3 separate regions of the Homo sapiens genome follow, and all the other regions are linked to region 1. A link is an interaction called in ENCODE POLR2A ChIA-PET data of the cell type or tissue named here. Cell type or tissue: endothelial cell of umbilical vein. All regions are shown on one strand. Links, peaks and the distances in the headings refer to the core of each region. The heading gives the core; the rest is flanking DNA.

Region 1 (6,131 bases), core at 420-5,419:
TAATAAGATTCATTCATGTGGCTATGTGTAGACCATTCATTTTCACTGCTTTAAAATATTCCGGCTGGGGAGGTATTATCCCAGCACTTTGGGAGGCCGAGGTGGGTGGATCATTTGAGCCCAGGAGTTCAAGACCAGCCTGGGCAACATAGTGAGACCCCCATCTCTACAAAAAAAATAAAATTAGCTGGGTGTGATGGGTTGTGCCTGTGGTCTCAGCTACTCAGGAGGCTGAGGTAGGAGGATTGCTTGAGCCCAGGAGGTTGAGACTGCAGTGAGCCATGATCATGCCACTGCACTCTAGCCTGGGCAACAGAGCAAGACCCTGTCTCAAAAAAAAAAATCAATTTTGGGAATAGATCATTATTTATGTATCCATTCTCTTGTTGCTGAACACTTAAGTTTTTTCCAGTTTTTTGCTATTACAAACAGTGCTGGTATGAACATTCTCATACTCGAGTCCTTGTGCATATGTGGGAGTTTTTGTAGGTGCAAACTTGACAGTGGAATTTCTGAGTAATAAAGTATATGCATCTTCAGTTTTACTAGATATTGCCAAACTGTTTTACAGAAAGGTTGTGCCAATTTACGTTCCCAGCAGTGTATGAGAATTCCCTCGCTTCACATCCTTGCCAGCCCTTGGCATTATCAGATGGTTGGGTGTAAAATGGCATTTCTCTTTGGTTTTAGTTTGCATTTTTCTGGTTCTTAGTGAGGTTGTGCATATTTTTGCTTTGCCTTTTTTCTCCCTTGAAGGCTTGAAGGGTACTTTGGGATGGATAAGAGAGGGCAAAAGAGTGTACGATTGAACCAATTTGGAATTGAATGCTGTGAGCCTTCCATCTAAGCGGGTAGGGTCTGGGTCCACTTTCATCCACATTATCTTACACAGAGCTCATTACATCAAGGGCTTTCTTTCCTTTTCTTTCTTTCTTTTTTTTTTTTTTTTTTTGAGATGGAGTCTCGCTCTGTTGCCCAGACTGGAGTGCAATGGTATGATCTCTGCTCACTGCAACCTCCACCTCCTGGATTCAAGCAATTCTCCTGCCTCAGCCTCCCAAGTAGCTGGGATTACAGGCAGGTGCCACCATGCCTGGCTAATTTTTGCATTTTTAGTAGAGATAGGGTTTCATCATGTTGGCCAGGCTGGTCTCGAATTCCTGACCTCAAGTGATCCATCTGCCTTGGCCTCCCAAAGTGCTGGGATTACAGGCACGAGCCCCCACGCCCAGCCACATGGAGGCCTTTCTAATCAGGTTAAGATCCATCATGGACAGATAGCAGCAGCAACAGCTATTTCCCAAGCACCCCTCTCATATACTAGAGCCCTGAAAATTGAACAGTGAGACAATGATAGCATTATTATAGGTAACACTTATTGTAGGCCAGAAACAGTGTTCGGCTCTTTACTTAAATAATCTTACTTTATTCTTATGCTAGCCCTGTGAAATGGGTTTCACTAGCATCACCATTTTACTAAGAAACTGAGGCTCAGAGAGGTTAAGTGACTTACCTAAGGTCACACAGCAAAAGCTATAATTTGAAAGTTTCTCTCTCTCTCTGGTGCCAAAGTTTGTGAATTTAACTCCCACACAGTGACTCAAAAATTATTTTGATCACTTTCCATCAATACATTTTTTTAACACATACCTCCAACATGCTTGAATGTTTAATATATATGTTATAAAACATTCTTTAAATTCATACTATGTGCTAGGCCTTTAATCACTTTCTCTGGGGCAGACCATGCTCATTGTTTCCATGCTACAGACAAAAAAATAAATAAAATAAAGCTGCCTGGGTGTAGTGGCTCATGCCTGTAAATTAGTGACCAGCATGGCAACATATGAGACTCCATCTCTACAAAAAAATTTTTTTTAAATTAGCCAGGCATGGTAGTACACACCTGTGGTCCCATCTACTTGGGAGGCTGAGGCAGGAGTATGGCTTGAGCCCAGGATGTCAAAAGGTCAAGGCTGCAGTGAGCTATGTCTGTGCCTCTGCACCCCAGCCTGGGTGACAGAAAGAGACCCTGTCTCAAACAAAACAAAACAAAACAAACAACAACCAAAAAAACTGGGCATGGTGGCTCATGCCTGTAATCCCAGCATTTTGGGAGGCCCAGGCAGAAGGATCCCTTGAGCCCAGGAGTTTGGACCAACCTGGGCAACCTGATGAATCCTCCTCTGCTCCTCTGTACAAAAAAAAAAAAAAAAAATCAAAGCCCAGAAAAATAGTTAAGTAACTTGCCCAAGGTCACACAGCTTGGAAGTGCAGAGCGAGGATTTGAACTCAGAAAGTATGGGACTGGGCATGCCTGTAATCCCAGCACTCTGGGAGGCCAAGGTGGATGGATCACCTGAGGTCAGGAGTTTGAGACCAGCCTGGGCAACATGGTAAAACCCCGTCTCTACTAAAAATACAAAAATTAGCTGGGCATGGTGGCGTGCCTGTAATCCCAGCTACTCAGGAGGTTGAGGTGGGAGACTTACTTGAACCCGGGAGGTGGAGGTTGCAGTAAGCCGAGATCCTGCCACTGCACTCCAGCCTGGGCAACAGAACAAGACTCCATCTCAAAAAAAAAAAAAAAAAAAAAAAAAAGCATGGAAGTATGGAGCTGGGAACAGAGAAAATAAAAAGAGTGTTGCGGGTAGGGAAGTTGGGAGGGGGGCAACTTGAGCCTTTTCTCATTCTAAACCCAGGGATGGGGGTGGGGAAGAAAAGAGAAATGCTGCTGTTGGAGCCATGGCCTACACTGCATCTGGCCTGGGTGGCTGAGGTGTAGAAAATCACAGAGTGGGCACCAGGCCAGCAGCTGGGATTTGACTGAGACCTAAAGAATGAGGGTCCCGTTGAGCAAAGGGAAATGAAGGAAGCAAGCGGTGGTGTTTCCTACTCCAGAGAGCACATGCTGGAGGAAGATAAGGGAGACAGGAAGCTGAGCTGGGGCCAGTGCTGGTGCAGCCCCAGTGGGTGAGGGAGGCCTTGCCAGGGCAGCAGGAGCAGGGACAGGCCAGGGACTGGCCGTGTGCCCAGCTGGACTTCAGAGGACCAGGCTCTCCCACCCCTGTTGTTAGCTACTGAAGAACGGCAGTTTAAGCAACCTGGCCCAATTTGGGTAACAAAGGAGTGTGGACCCTTCAAAGGCACTTCCCCCTTAGGATGAGGAATAATAACAATAACATGTGCGAAGAGCTTACAATGTGCCAGGCACAGTATTAAGTAAGCAGAGTCCATGTATTTTTTTCTCACTAGTACCCTGTGAAAAGTCTGAAGAAAGTCCAGGCCAGGTGCTCAGGCCTGTAATCCTAGCACTTTGGGGGGCCAAGCTGGGAGGATTGCTTGAGTCCAGGAGTTTGAGACCAGCCTGGGTAATATAGCAAGACCCTGTTGAAAGACAGGCAGACAGAAATAAAGAGAGAGAGAGAGGAGGGAAGGAAGGAAAGAAGGAGAAAGAAAAAAGAAAGAAGGAAAGAAGAAAAGAAAGAAAGAGAGAAAGAAAAGAAAAGAAGAAGGGGGAAAGAGGGAGGGAGGAAGGGAGGGAGGGAGGGAGACAGAAAAGGAGGGAGGGAGGGCAGTCTGAAGAAATAGCCGTCGTTCCCATTTTACAGATGAGGACACAGAAGCACAGAACAGGGAACTGAGCTGCTCAAAGACATCCAGCTAGTAAAAGGCAGAGCTGGGACTCATACCCAGGTGAGTTGGATGCCAAAACATGCTTTCTTCATTATTAGACCATCTCATGAGGATAAACAAGATGATGCATTCAAAACTCCCAGAACACAGTACGTGTTCAGTAGGTGGGAGAGATAAGAAAGGAGCTTAGCAGCAAACAGAACGGACCCTGTCCAGGAGGGATGGACATCAAGTATGACTTCTTGAAGAGAAGGCAAAGGAATAGATGTTAAGTCTTAATCAGAATTTCCCCCTGTATCATCCCCCCAACACCCCCCAACTTAGGGAACATGAAAAGAAGCTCCAAACACTCAGGATGATGCCTGCTCTTGCCTGCCCCAGCAATTGATGGGAGCCTAGTATTGTTGGCTTGGCTCCTGCCTATCTCTCTAGCCTTATCTATCCATGTATTCCAGTTTCAGCCAAATCCATTCCTCCTGGTTTCCTGAACACAGAACACATAAATATTAACTTTTCACTTTTTTTTTTTTTACAGTAAGCTAAGGTTAATTTATTACTGAAGAAAGAAAAATATTTTTGCATAAACTTAGTGCAGCCTAAGTGAACAGTATTGATAAATTCTACAGTAGTGTACAGTAATGTCGTAGGCCATCACATTTGCTCACCACTCACTCACTGACCCACTCAGAGCAACACCAAGTCCTTCAAGCTCCATGCATGAAGTACACACTCTACAGGTGTACCTTTTAAAATCGACTATACCATATTTTTACTGTACCTTTTCTGTGTTTAGATTTCTTTTTTTAATTTTTATTATACTTTAAGTTTGGGGTACATGTGCAGAATGTGCAGGTTTGTTACGCAGGTATACACTTGTCATGGTGGTTTGCTGTACCCATCAACCCGTCATCTACATTAGGTATTTCTCCTAATGCTATCCCTCCCCTAGCCCCCTACCCCCTGACAGGCCCTGGTATGTGATATTCCCCTCCCTGTGTCCATGTGTTCTCATTGTTCACCTCCCACTTATGAGTGATAACATGCAGTGTTTGGTTTTCTGTTTTTGTGTTAGTTTGCTGAGAATGATGGTTTTCAGCCTCATCCATGTCCCTGCAAAGGACATGAACTCATCCTTTTTTATGGCTGCATAGTATTCCATGGTATATATGTGCCACATTTTCTTTATCCAGTCTATCACTGATGGGCATTTGGGTTGGTTCTAAGTCTTTGCTGTTGTGAATAGTGCCACAGTAAACATACCTCTGCATGTATTCTTTATAGTAGAATGATTTATAATCCTTATACCCAGTAATGGGATTGCTGGGTCAAATGGTATTTCTGGTTCTAGATCCTTGAGGAATCACCACACTGTCTTCCACAATGTTTGAACTAATTTACTCTCCCACCAACAGTGTAAAAGCATTCCTATTTCTCCACATCCTCTCCAGCATCTGTTGTTTCCTGACTTTTTAATGATCATCATTCTAACTGGCATGAGATAGTATCTCATTGTGGTTTCGATTTGCATTTCTCTAATGACCAGTGATGATGAGCTGTTTTTCATATGTTTTTTGGCCACATAAATGTCTTCTTTTGAGAAGTGTCTGTTCATATCCTTTGCTCACTTTTTGATGGAGTTGTTTTTTTTCTTGTAAATTTGTTTAAGTTCTTTGTAGATTCTGGATATTAGCCCTTTGTCAGGTGGATAGATTGCAAAAATTTTCTCCCATTCTGTAGGTTGCCTGTTCACTCTGATGATAGTTTCTTTTGCTGTGCAGAAGCTCTTTAGTTTAATTAGGTCCCATTTGCCAATTTTGGCTTTTGTTGCCATTGCTTTTGGTGTTTTAGTCATGAAATCTTTGCCCATGCCTATGTCCTGAATGGTATTGCCTAGGTTTTCTTCTAGGGTTTTTATGGTTTTAGGTCTTATGTTTAAGTCTTTAATCCATCTGGAGTTAATTTTTGTATAAGGTGTAAGGAAGGGGTCCAGTTTCAGTTTTCTGCATATAGCTAGCTAGTTTTTCCAACACCATTTATTAAACAGGGAATCCTTTCCCCATTGCTTGTTTTTGTCAGATTTGTCAAAGATCAGATGGTTGTAGATGTGTGGTGTTACTTCTGAGGGCTTTGTTCTGTTCCATTGGTCTATATATCTGTTTTGGTATATCATGCTGTTTTGTATACTGTAGCCTTGTACTATAGTTTGAAGTCAGGTAGCGTGATGCCTCCAGCTTTGTTCTTTTTGCTTAGGATTGTCTTGGATACGGGGGCTCTTTTTTGTTCCATATTAAATTTAAAGTAGTTTTTTCCAGTTCTGTGAAGGAAGTCAATGGTAGCTTGATGGGAATAGCATTGAATCTATAAATTACTTTGGGCAGTATGGCCATTTTCACGATATTGATTCTTCCTATACATAAGCATGGATTGTTTTTCCATTTATTTGTGACCTCTTATTTCCTTGAGCAGTGGTTTGTAGTTCTCCTTGAAGAGGTCTT
Region 2 (6,131 bases), core at 687-5,686, 110 kb after region 1:
TCTTCGTCTTTTCTTCATCTTTTCTTCATCTTCATCTTCGTCTTCTTTGTCTTCATCTTCTTCGTCTTCATCTTTGTCTTCGTCTTCGCCTTCTTCTTCATCTTCTTTGTCTTCGTCGTCTTCTTCGTCTTCTTCTTCTTCGTCGTAGTCTTCTTCCTCTTCTTCTTCTTCTTATTTCTTCTTCTTTCTTCTTCTTCCTTCTTCTTCTTCTTTTTTTTCTTTTAAAGAGATGGAGTCTCACCCTGCCATCCAGGCTGGAGTGTATTGGCATGATCATAGCTCACTGCAGCCTCAACCTTCTGGGCTCAAGTAATCCTCCTGCCTCAGTCTCCCAAGTAGCTGGAACTATAGGCGTACCACCACGCCCAGCTAATTTATTTTATTTGTAGAGACATGGGGTCTTGCTGTGTTGGCCAGGGTGGTCTCAATCTTCTGGCTTCAATCAGTCCTCCCACCTCAGCCGCCCAGAGTCTTGGGATTACAGGCATGAACAACCATGCTCAGCCTCTGTTTCTTCTTAAGTCAGTTTTTAGTTTTATGTCTTTCTAGGAATGTGTCCATTTCGTCTAGGTCATCTAATTTGTTGGCATACAGTTGTTCATAGTAGTTCCTTATAATCACTTTTGTTGCCATAAGGTTGGTGGTAATGCCCTCTCCTTTATTTCTGAGTATAGTAATCTGTATCCTCTCTCCTTTTTTCTTGGTCAGTCTAGTTAAGAATTTGCCAGTCTTCAAAGAGCCAGCTTTTGGTTTTGTTCATTTTCTGTTATTTTCTATTCTCTGTTTCATTTGTTTCAACTCTTATTCTCCCTTTTGCTTGCTTTGGGTTTAGTCTGCTCTTTTTCCAGTGTCTTAAGGTAGAAGATTAGGTTATCGATTAGAAACAATTTTCTTTGGCCGGGTGCGGTGGCTCATGCCTGTAATCCCAGCACTTTGGGAGGTCAAGGTGGGCAGATCACCTGAGGTCAGGAGTTCAAGACCAGCCTGGCCAACATGGCAAAACCTCGTTTCTACTAAAAATACACAAAGTAGCCAGGAGTGGTGGCAGGCACCTGTAATCCCTGCTACTCTGAGGCTGAGGCAGGAGAATCGCTTGAACCCAGGAGGCGGAGGTTGCAGTGAGCCGAGATAGGGCTATTGCACTCCAGCCTGGGAGACAAAGCAAGACTCTGTCTCAAAAAAAAAAAAAAAAAAAAGAATTTTCTTTTAATATAGGCATTTACAGCTATAAATTTCCCTCTGAGCACTCCATTAGCTACATCATAAGTTTTGGTATTTTCATCCTTCTTGGATACTTTATACTTCCCCTTGTGGTTTCTTCTTTGGCCCATTATTATTTAGGATGGGTTTTTAAAATTATCCATATAATTCATGAATTTCCCAAATTTCGTTCTGATTTTAATTTCATTCCATTGTGGCCACACAACATACTGTATGTGATTTAAGTGCTTTTAAATTTATTGAGGCTTGTTCAGTGGCCTGAAATTTGATCTGTCCTGGAGAATGTTTCATGTGCACTTGAGTAGAATGTATACTCTGTTCTTGCTGCATGGAGTGTTCTGTAGATGTCTGTTAGAATATATGTGTTCGTTGTGTTCAAGTCTTCTATTTCTTTGCTCGTCTGCCTAGTTGTCTATTATTGAAAGCAGAGTTATTAACGTGTCCAACTTTTATTTTTAAATTATCTGTTTCCTTCATTTCTGCCAGCTTTTGTTTCATGTATTTTTGGGCTCTATTGTTAGGTACATACATATTTGTAGTTGTTATATCTTTCTAATGGATTGACCCTTTTATCAACTATCCTTTCTCTCCGTAGAATGAATTTTTAAATACATGCTTATTTTAAACAGTTTGTGCAAAATTGTATTAAAGTATGTAAAATAAAAAACACATGCATATAACCCCCAAACCTGTAGAAATCAGTGTTAACAATTTATGGTGTATCTTTTGAGTCCTTTTAAAATAAACTTACAAATGTTCTTTAAACAGAAGAATCATAGTAATAATGTTCTGCAGCTTTTCAGAAATTAAAGCCGCATTAGATCCCAGAGATTACCTAATCTAAAATACTTCTTTTCAAAAATGAGAAAGCTGAGGCCAGAGAAGGGCAAGTAGGTGGCCAAGCTGGGACTAGAACCTGGGTCTCCTGACTTGCTGCAGTCAGGAGCCTTACTGAACCTTAACTGCCTCCTGGAACAAAAGGGTCTTGTAATACTGTGACAGATACATGGGCCATGAATGGTTATGGCAAAATCATTTTATAAGTTATACTTTGAATTAATTTTGAAGATTTTATCTAATTTTTTTTATAGCTTCTTGTAGAAATTCTTATGAGGCCTACGATCTCTATCCGGGGACAGAAACTGAAAAGTAAGTATACCTATTAGCTACTGGTCCTTGTTTTCCAACCTGCCGATACGGTGGCAGTTCCCAGCAGCTGCCTTCTTCCTTCCCTTCCTAACTCTTAATAGTAAGGACATGTCTTACATTTAGCTACAGGTTGCTCTCTCCTCCCCCAGCTAAGCAGCTGTCTTTATTCATTCTGTACTGCGTAGAAATTCAGATCTGGGTTAAGAGAATGCATCTTTGTACTTTTGATAGTCCTGTGATCCAGCTTCTATGTTTCCTTGGGAAATTCTTCTTTCTCACATATAACTAGCTGAGAGAGTAAGATCACTCTGTTTTATTTTTTTTAAACTATTTTTTTTAGAAAGGTGATACATGCTCTTTGTAAAAAGTTCAGGCATTACCAGGGTGTGAATGGTAAAAAGTCAGAGTGTTTTGGTATGCACTATTTCTTAAGCTGGGTGGTAGATATATGGGTAATATTCTATTATTATTTTTTATAACTTACACGTTACAAATAATTCTTTTTAGGTATTCAATTTTTTTTTTTTTGAGACAGTCTCTCGCTCTGTTGCCCAGGCTGGAGTGCAGTGGCATGATCTTGGCTCACTGCAACCTCCGCCTCCTGAGCTCAAGTGATTTTCCTGCCTCACCCTCTCAAGTAGCTGGGATTACAGGCGCCCACCACCATACCCGGCTAATTTTTGTATTTTTTTTTTTAGTAGAGATGGGGTTTCACCATGTTGACCAGGCTGGTCTCGAACTCCTGACCTCAAGTGATCTGCCCACCTCAGCCTCCCAAGTGCTGGGATTACAGGCATGAGCCACCGCACCCAGCTTCGGTATTTAATTTAAAATAAAAAAGTGAATGCACTTTACTCTGGTGTTAAAAGCCAGAGATGACTTCAGTTAATGTTTGGTGAATGCCCTCCTACCAACTTTGCGTTTTTTTAATTTAAAAGATTTTTTTTTTACCCCAATACGACATACTGTATAAGGCCTCATTTGTGCATGCAGTAGTGGTTATTAAGAGGATTTATATTCATTTTTAATGTCTCAGCTGTGTATTCTAACTTGGTCTTTCATGTTCTCTATGTACCCTCATAGCAAGTAGCATATTGTAATTATTTGTTGGTGCACTTGTTTAGTCTCTCTTCTTCCCACTAGATTTATAGGTTCCATGAAGGCTGAGACTTTTTTTCCCTCACCACTGTATCTGCTCTAGAGTAGATGCTGAACAATACTTGATGAATGAGTGAATCCCAATTCCTTTTAAAAATGGAGGATCTAGAAATAGTGAGATATATAGTGAGACATGCAGAGCAGTGTTTCACCCTGCTCTGAAGTCGTTAAATAAATCAATCACAGAGCCCCAGTAGGTTGAAAGGTGGTGATAAGGGATGCAGAGCGTCTGCGTTGTCTCAGGATTATGAGACAACCCATCTAGTCAAGCTAGCTTGGCAGGGCTGCCCATTGGGATCTGAGAAGGAGACCTAGCATTTTAGCATTCCTAGCAGCTTAGGAGTGAATGGAAACAATTTTAAAAAATAGAAGCAAGTGCCAAATAAAGCACTTTGTCCATGGTTCATACTCAGTTTCATCATCTTTTGGTTTTGGGCTCATGAAAATTAAGTTTCGTTTTTATGCTACTTTCCTGTTCCTGCTCACAGGGAAGTAGTAGTTTCTTTATAAGAATTAGTAATAGATCAGACATTAAGAGCCATTTGCCCAACACAGATAACAGCAACAAAAAAAGAAATGCTCAGTTAATGAGTCTGATAAAAATGGTATTTTTGTTTGCTGCAGTAGAACTTTCAATGGAAATTTATAACAAGAGCAATTGAGATGCTTATACTTTTAACTTTTAGCCAGGCGTGGTACACGCGCATGCAGTCCTAGCCACTCGGGAGGGTGAGGAGGGAAAATTGCTTGAGCCTAGGAGTTCGAGACTACAGTGAGCTGTGATTGTGCCCCTGAGTGACAGAGTAAGACCTCATTTAAAAAACCAAAACAAATGAACAAAAAAAAGATGCCTATACTTTAGATTCTAGTAGTTCTACTTTTGAAAATGTATCTTGAGGAACTAGTTTAATACAAACATGAAAAGGATACACATATATATTAAGTTGTTCATTTGTGGTCTACTTAAATAGCCAAAAAACACAAAAAACAAAAAAAACAAATCCTAGATATATCCTAAGCAAGACATTAAGGGAAAATGGCTTTATTAAATGATGGCACAACAACAGGTTGAAATTATGAAGACTGTGGAGCATAATAAGAAAACAGCTGCTGTATCAAACCAAAAGCAATATGCAAATGGGCTTGTAGGTTCTGATGGGCACTATGAAAACCTTTGGTAGACAGGGGCTGGAAGAAGTATATTAAAGGAAAAATAATCATCTTGGAGGGGATTATAACAGTTCTTATGCTGAAAAAAATGTGGTAACTGTTGTACTATCTTTTCATTGAGAAAAATAACCAGTCATTACCCTTTCACTTTCAGTAAGTGATGAAATGTCCAAGGACTGCTTGAGTATCCTGTATAATACCTGTGTCTGTGTAAGTACCCCTGCCACTGGGGCTCTGTTTATCTCCCCTACCAGGTCTGCAATGTTTAAGATGGGAATATTCGAGTAGAATGGCAGACATAAGAGCTGCTTTCAGACAGTGGGGGAATCGGGCTTATTTTATGTGTGCCTGAAAATCAGGACTAACTGGTAGAAATTACGGGGAGGCAGAATTTTGTAGCAGTTGTTAAGAGCCAGGACTGCTGCAGCAGGTAGTAAACTCCTTTGGCCTTAGAGCTGTCCAAGTAGAAACTGGACACTTGTCAAAAGGTGACAAGTGTTGGCAGACTGTGACCTTTAAGACTCATTTTAACTCCATTATGCCTATTTCTTCATTTTCCTTGTTAGAAAACAAAATGAGAACCAGAAGCCCCGCCCATATATTGAGCAGGACTCTACTAGGTTGACCACTGAGCCAGGAAGAATGGTGAATAAAGAAAGCAATCTGGTAGAAACAAAAGAGGATGGCACTTAGTGTTAGGACCTGATTTTGTGTTCTGGCCCTTGGCTTAGTACACCTCCCAAGCCGTAGTTTCTTACCAATAGAATGCAGTTAGCAGTTGTATTAACATCATAGATTTATTGTGAGAAATGAGATAGTAGATGTGAAAACACTTTGTAAAACAATATATAAATGTTAGTTTTTAAAAGATACAGTACCTGTCTTTTAGAAACTTATGATAAACTGTGTAAACTGTGAATCATAATACATGGCAGAATGAGACGAGCGCTATTATAAATGTGAACCCTGTATGCTGTGGAAATAAAAAAAAAAAAACATTTAGCTCCATTTCATTTCTTGCCTCATTCAAAATAAGATTTCTGACATCTTGTGGGTGTATGCAAAATCTACCAAGATCACGAACTTAGAAGCAGGTAAGAAAGAAGAAGATAAAGGTGGGGACATAACGTATAGCCAGGAATTGGGCTGATATAAAAATGAAGACCATAAAATCATCTGTATTACGGATGGGCACAAATTTGGCTTCAAGCTTCTTAGCAGCCAACACAAATAGGGGAATATGTTTGAACACTTACGTAATTCAGCATCTATAATAGTGCTGTGCAATTGAAATATAATGCAAGCCACTTGGGTTATTTTAAATTTCCTTGTAGCCACATTTTTTTAAAGAAAAAAGTAGGAAGAAGTGGTGAAGTTAATTTTAATGATAAATTCTGTTTAACACAGTGTATCAAGAATATTGTCATTCTAAC
Region 3 (6,131 bases), core at 687-5,686, 260 kb after region 1:
GAACTCCAGCCTGGACAACAGAGTGAGTCCCTGTCTCAAAAAATAAATAAATAAATGTTTCCCTTAGTGGTTTTTTTCCAATTTTATGATTTTTTTGAATAAGTAATACATACAAGTGGGACTACATAAAAAGATACATAATGAGAAGTGTTCTCCCCACTCCTATCTCCCAATCACCCTGCCTACTGGCAAACCACAGTTTGGGTTTTGTGATTTGTTTTTTAGAGACAGGGTCTCACTCTATTGATAGGCTGGAGTACAGAGGCACAATCATAGCTCACTGCAGCCTCCAACTCCTGGGCTCAAGCAATCCTCTTACTTCAGCCTCCTGAGTAGCTGGGACTACGGGCACATGCTACCACACCTGGCTAATTTTTTTATTTTAAAATTTTTCATAGAGGCAGAGTCTCGATATATTGTCCAGGGTGGTCTCCAAACTCCTGGCCTCAAGCAAAACTGCTTCAGCCTCTCAAAGTGCTGGGATTACAGGCGTGAGCCACCATGCCCAGGGCAAAACAGTTACCAATATTCTGTGTGACTTTCCAGAAACAATCAATATTCAGACAGGACCATTCTTTGTAGGACACAGGGCTAGGGTAATTCAACTAGTGTGGAATGACCAAAATAATTACTTTGCAAGAAGTCTGTATCATTATGATCTTTAATAAGACCCTTGAGATATCATTGAAGACCAAAATTTGAAAATTGAATGTTAAAAAACTGAATTTTACAGGAGGCTGAAGCAGGAGAATCGCTTGAATCCGGGAAATGGAGGTTGCAGCAAGCTGAGACCGTGCCATCGCACTCCAGCCTAGGCGACAAGAGTGAAACTCTGTTTAAAAAAAAAAAAAAAAAAAATTTGGCCAGGCACAGAGGCTCACACCTGTATTCCCAGCACTTTGGGAGGCCAAGGCAGGCAGATCACCTGGGGTCAGGAGTTTGAGACCAGCCTGGCCAACATGGCAAAACCCCATCTCTACTAAAAATACAAAAATTAGCCGGGCATGGTGGTGCACGCCTGTAGTCCCAGCTACTTGGGAGGCTAAGGCGGGAGGATCATTTGAACCCAGAAGGTGAAGGCTACAGCGAGCGGCGATCACACCACTGCACTCCAGCCTGGGAAACAGAGTAAGACTTTGTCTCAAAAAAAAAAAAAAAAGGATTTTAATGTTGTTCAGAAAAGAGATGAACACCTCATAGTCCCCAGTCAAGCACAGGGTAACAGGGGTAGGAAGAACTGCTCTACTTAAGGGACAGGTCTGTCAGACAAGCATATATACTACATGCATTTGTTTACATAGTCTCATTTTTTCTACACAAATGATGGCATACAATACACACTATTCTGTATCTTTTGTTAATTATTATATGCATTCAATAAAATGCACAAATCTTATGTGTAGAAATTGATCATCTTGATTTTTCAAATTTAACAATATACCTTGATATCATTCTTCACCAAGACTTAAAGAACTATTTCTCTTTTTTATTTGTTGTTGTTGTTGTTTTTGAGACAGGGTCTCACTCTGTCACTCAGGCTGGGGTGCAGTGGCACCATCACAGCTCACTACAGCCTCAACCTCCCAGACTCAAGTGATCCTCCCACCTCTGCCTCTTGAGCAGTTGGGACTACAGGCCAGAGTCACCATGTCTGGCTACCTTTTTTTTTTTTTTTTTTTTTTTGCAAAGACAGGATCCTACTATGTTGCTCAGGCTAGTCTGGAACTCCTGGCCTCAAGTGATCCTCCAATCCTCCTGCCTCAGCCTTCCTTCCAAAGTGTTGGGATTACAGGTGTGAGCCACGGTGCCAAGCTTAAAGAGCTATTTCATTATCTTTCTCAGCTGCAAAATATTCCACTATTTGTATGTACTGTAATTTATTTAACAAATAAATGCTTCAATGAATATTTTTATTTTTATGTCACTTTACTCACCTGCAAGTATATCTGTAGGATGAATTACCAGAAGTGGACCTGTTGGTTCAAGAGATGTGTGCTTTTTTTTTTTTTTTTTCCCAAGATGGAGTTTTGCTCCTGTTGCCCAGGCTGGAGTAAAATGGCGCGATCTTGGCTCACTGCAACCTCCGCCTCCTGGGTTCAGGCAATTCTTCTGCCTCAGACTCCTGAGTAGCTGGGATTACAGGCGTGCACCACCACACCTGGCTAATTTTTGCATTTTAGTAGAGATGGGGTTTCACCATGTTGGTCAGGTTGGTCTTGAACTCCTGACGTCAGGTGATCCACCTGCCCTGGCCTCCCAAAGTACTGGGATTACAGGCGTGAGCCACCGTGCCTGGCTGATGTGTGCATTTTAAATATTGATAAATATTAGGGAACAACTACTTTAAATAAGATGGTCCTGGAAGGCCTCTCTCTGGAGAGGTGATATTTGAGCCAAGACCTGAATAATGAGAGGTAGGCAATCATACTAATTCTTGGGAAGAGTATTCTGGGGAAAAGGAGCATCAAGTGAAAAGGCACTGAGACCTTTTCAAAGAAAGAAAGAAAGACAGTATGGCTAGATTTCAGTGAGCAAGAAGTTGGGTAAGAATGAGAGGTAGGCAGCAGCCAAATCACGTAGAGCCTTGTAGGCAATAGTAAGAAGTTTGAATTTTACTGTAAGTGGATCCCTGGTTTCCCTTGGCAAGTTCAGGTCCACCTCCACGCTTTTGGCCACATCATTGCCCCTGCTCAGAATATTCTCCCTCCTCCTTCAGACACCAGCACCATCTGGCTCTCCCTTAGCACCACAGACCATTGCTTCCCCTCTCCTTCCTTACTGCACAGAGCACTTATGAAGGAGGTAACTGAAACCTAGAGAGATTATTGGTCACACAATAATAAGTGGCAGAGCCAAGAATAGATGCTCAGGTCTTCTGATTTCAAGTCAGGACTCTCCCTCATAGTGTGAAGGACAGGGACTGGCAGGGAAGCCAGGCCTTTTCTTACTAACAGAGGTCACACAGAAGATTATCAGCCTTTTTCCAGTTCCTGGCTCGATGAGTCAGTAGGCTTTAACCCTCCTAGGGATGAGAGAAGCCAAACACAGGGAGCTTACTAAAGTGGGAAAGAACAGGGAGAGAGGAAGCTGGCAAACGGCCCTGAATGCCAGAGGCAGAAAAGCCATTTCCTTAACTGGCTCACTGACAAGTGCCACAGGAACTTCAGAACGTCTCCGGTTATGGCTGAATGCCAACATATACATACCCAAGCACATGTGTCCCCATATGCAAACCACATACCAACTCACCTATGTGCGCTCACTTGTATAAAATCACATATAAATATACAAACATTCTAGGCATAAAAGCTGCCCATCTGCACACATAGGCACAAACAAGGATAAATATATGCACCCAGGATTCAAACATGGACTTATCTGTATCTGCAAGTACAACCACCATATACATGTAGCCACCTATGTGCACAGTGTGCCCCTTCAGAAACTCTCTATCAAATCATTCTGTTTTGCCAGGTGCCACACATGTAATCCCACACTTTGGGAGGCTGAGGTGGGTAGATCACTTGAGGCCAGGAGTTTGAGACCGGCCTGGCCAACATGGCGAAGCCCCAACTCTACTAAAAAGACAAAAATTAGCCGGGCATGGTGGCGCATGCCTGTAAACCCAGCTACTCAGGAGGCTGTGGTGGGAGGATCACCTGAGCCCAGGAGATGGAGGTTGCAGTGAGCTGAGATTGCGCCATTGCACTCCACCCTGGGTGACAGGGCAAGACTGTCTCAAAAAAAAAAAACACATTCTGTTTTATTTTTTTCATGAAACGTTCCATTATTTGAAATTATCTCATGTATGTTAATTACTTATATATTATCTGTTTTCTTCACTGGAATATAAGCTCCATGATAGCAGAGATCTTTTTTTTTTTTTTTTTTTTTGAGATGGAGTCTCGCTCTGTCACCCAGGCTGGAGTGCAATAGTGCGATCTCGGCTCACTGCAACCTCCGCCTCCAGGGTTCAAGCAATTCTCCCTGCCTCAGCCTCCCAGGTAGTTGGGATTACAGGCACCCACCATCACACCTGGCTAATTTTTGTATTTTTAGTAGAGACGGGGTTTCAAGATGTTGGCCAGGCTGGTCTCACACCCCTGACCTCAGGTGATCCGCCTGCCTCGGCCTCCCAAAGTGCTGGGATTACAGGCGTGAGCCACTGCACCCAGCTGACAGCAGAGATCTTATTTGTTTTCTTCACTGCTACATCCCTAGCACCTCAAGTACAGCCTAGTACATAGAGAGTGCACAAGAAGAAATAAGCACAACCTATGCAAGTACAACTTATTTGAGCCCACTTCCAACCGTGAAACACACACACACACACACACCACAGTGTGCATTCCTCTCCTTGGCTATGGGCTCAAGTTATACATTATTGATATAAGCACCTTACTCATTCCAGTGTCTTCTTTCTCTGACATACACACCAGGCTGGGGCCCCTGGCTGGTTGGGAAAGGTGAGGGGCAGGGTATTGGCCTACTGCAAAATCCCAAGCCCTCTAGGATATCAGAACTCTTTTTTTTTTTTTTTTTTGAGACGGAGTCTTGCTCTGTTACCCAGGCTGGAGTGCAGTGCCGCAGTCTCGGCTCACTGCAAGCTGTGCTTCCTAGGTTCACGCCATTCTCCTGCCTCAGCCTCCCGAGTAGCTGGGACCACAGGCGCCTGCCACCACGCTCAGCTAATTTTTTGTATATTTAGTAGAGACGGGGTTTCACCGTGTTAGCCAGGATGGTCTCAATCTCTTGACCTTGTGATCCACCCGCCTCGGCCTCCCAAAGTGCTGGGATTACAGGTGTGAGCCACCGCGCCCGGCCAGGATATCAGAACTCTTAAAAGAACATCCAATTTAGTCTCTTAACTCTGAGATCCAAAGAGGCTATTAGCTATGCTTGGCATCACAGGGTGGGTTACCACAGCAGAGCAGGGACCACGACTTAAGGTCCAGGCCTCTTTCCTCTACACCAGGAGCTGCAAGCTCAAAAATTGGCAGGATCTAGGCACGGAATGTAAATAAGTGGACCACATGAAAGAAAATATATGATAAAGATAAGAAATAGTTCCCTTTCCACTTCCCTATAAGAAAACAGCAGCACATGTATAATAAACCTTAGCCTCAGTTTCAGGGGAACAATAGGGAAGGGGAAGGACAGGAAAACTGGCAAATGCATGCTCTGGCAAAAGGAGGCATCTAGTACCTAAACTTGGTTCCTGTCAGCTTTTGCTTGCTAGGAATCAGGGCTCAATGTTGTCAATTTTTTCGATTTTTCAATAGCAGCCTGGAATCTATTTTTGTCAAAACTTTTGAATTGGCCAGGCACGGTGGCTCACGCCTGTAATCCCAGCACTCTGGGAGGCTGAGGCGGGCGGATCATGAGGTCAGGAGATCGAGAGGACGGTGAAACCCCATCTCTACTAAAAATACAAAAAATTAGCCGGGGGTGGTGGCGGGCGCCTGTAGTCCCAGCTACTCGGGAGGCTGAGGCAGGAGGATGGCGTGAACCCAGGAGGTGGAGCTTGCAGTGAGCCAAGATCACACTACTGCACTGCACTCTGCACTCCAGCCTGGGCGACCGAGCGAGACTCCGTCTCAAAAAAAAAAAAAAAACTTCTGAATTTATATGTGTTGACCACTAATTTTTTTAAAGCTTTAAGGCCAGTTGCAGTGGTTCATGCCATAATACCAGCACTCTGGGAGGGCAAAGCAGGAGGACTGTTTGAGGACAGGAGTTCAAGACTGGCCTGGGCAACATGGTGAGAACTTGTCTCTACAAAAAATTTTATAATTAGCCAAGCATGGTAGCTAATGCCTATGGTCCCAGCTACTCGAGAGGCTAAAATAGGAGGATCACATAAGCCCGGGAGGTCAAGGCTGCAGTGAGCCACGTTGATGCTACTATACTCTAGCCTAGCAACAGAGACCCTGTCTCGCCCCTGCCTACCAAAAAAAAAAAAAAAAAAAAAAGGTTTAAACACTGTGAATCAAACAAAACTATTAATGAGAAATTTAGCTGGTGGGATAACATGGGGAACCCTTGGTATAAACCAAACTACTTTTCCTTCACCTGGAGGCCATATGGTTGGTGTGACAACCCATGGTACACAGTCACTAGTCCTTCTCATC

What was found. ChIA-PET counts read pairs that join two places held together with the same protein. Peaks named below come from ENCODE experiments on the same cell type or tissue, not always from the same donor. Only the 100,000 strongest peaks of a DNase experiment are listed, where the experiment ranks them.
Region 2: POLR2A ChIA-PET joins it to region 1 with 6 read pairs; 3 of 35 experiments call an interaction of 5 or more read pairs at or near these places.
Region 3: POLR2A ChIA-PET joins it to region 1 with 5 read pairs; 2 of 35 experiments call an interaction of 5 or more read pairs at or near these places.

Annotation. Positions count from the first base shown.
Region 1 is chr20:35,163,352-35,169,482 of GRCh38, reverse strand. It overlaps MMP24-AS1-EDEM2 (MMP24-AS1-EDEM2 readthrough), which reads left to right. Exons shown (of 15, transcript NM_001355008.2): 5 at 3,612-3,696. Among named protein-coding and RNA genes, the nearest start is that of PROCR, 5.7 kb to the left of the region's middle. In endothelial cell of umbilical vein, for the core only: no CTCF peak of the experiment used is centred there; DNase peaks (open chromatin) are centred at 2,892, 3,922 and 4,052; H3K27ac peaks cover 1,399 bases.
Region 2 is chr20:35,053,753-35,059,883 of GRCh38, reverse strand. TRPC4AP (transient receptor potential cation channel subfamily C member 4 associated protein) reads left to right here. Exons shown (of 19, transcript NM_015638.3): 4 at 2,313-2,370; 5 at 4,853-4,908. Among named protein-coding and RNA genes, the nearest start is that of TRPC4AP, 36 kb to the left of the region's middle. RefSeq lists an enhancer at 3,887-3,996. In endothelial cell of umbilical vein, for the core only: no CTCF peak of the experiment used is centred there; no DNase peak of the experiment used is centred there; H3K27ac peaks cover 249 bases.
Region 3 is chr20:34,904,747-34,910,877 of GRCh38, reverse strand. All of the region lies in intron 2 of ACSS2 (acyl-CoA synthetase short chain family member 2), which reads right to left. Among named protein-coding and RNA genes, the nearest start is that of ACSS2, 31 kb to the right of the region's middle. In endothelial cell of umbilical vein, for the core only: no CTCF peak of the experiment used is centred there; DNase peaks (open chromatin) are centred at 3,077 and 5,067; H3K27ac peaks cover 692 bases.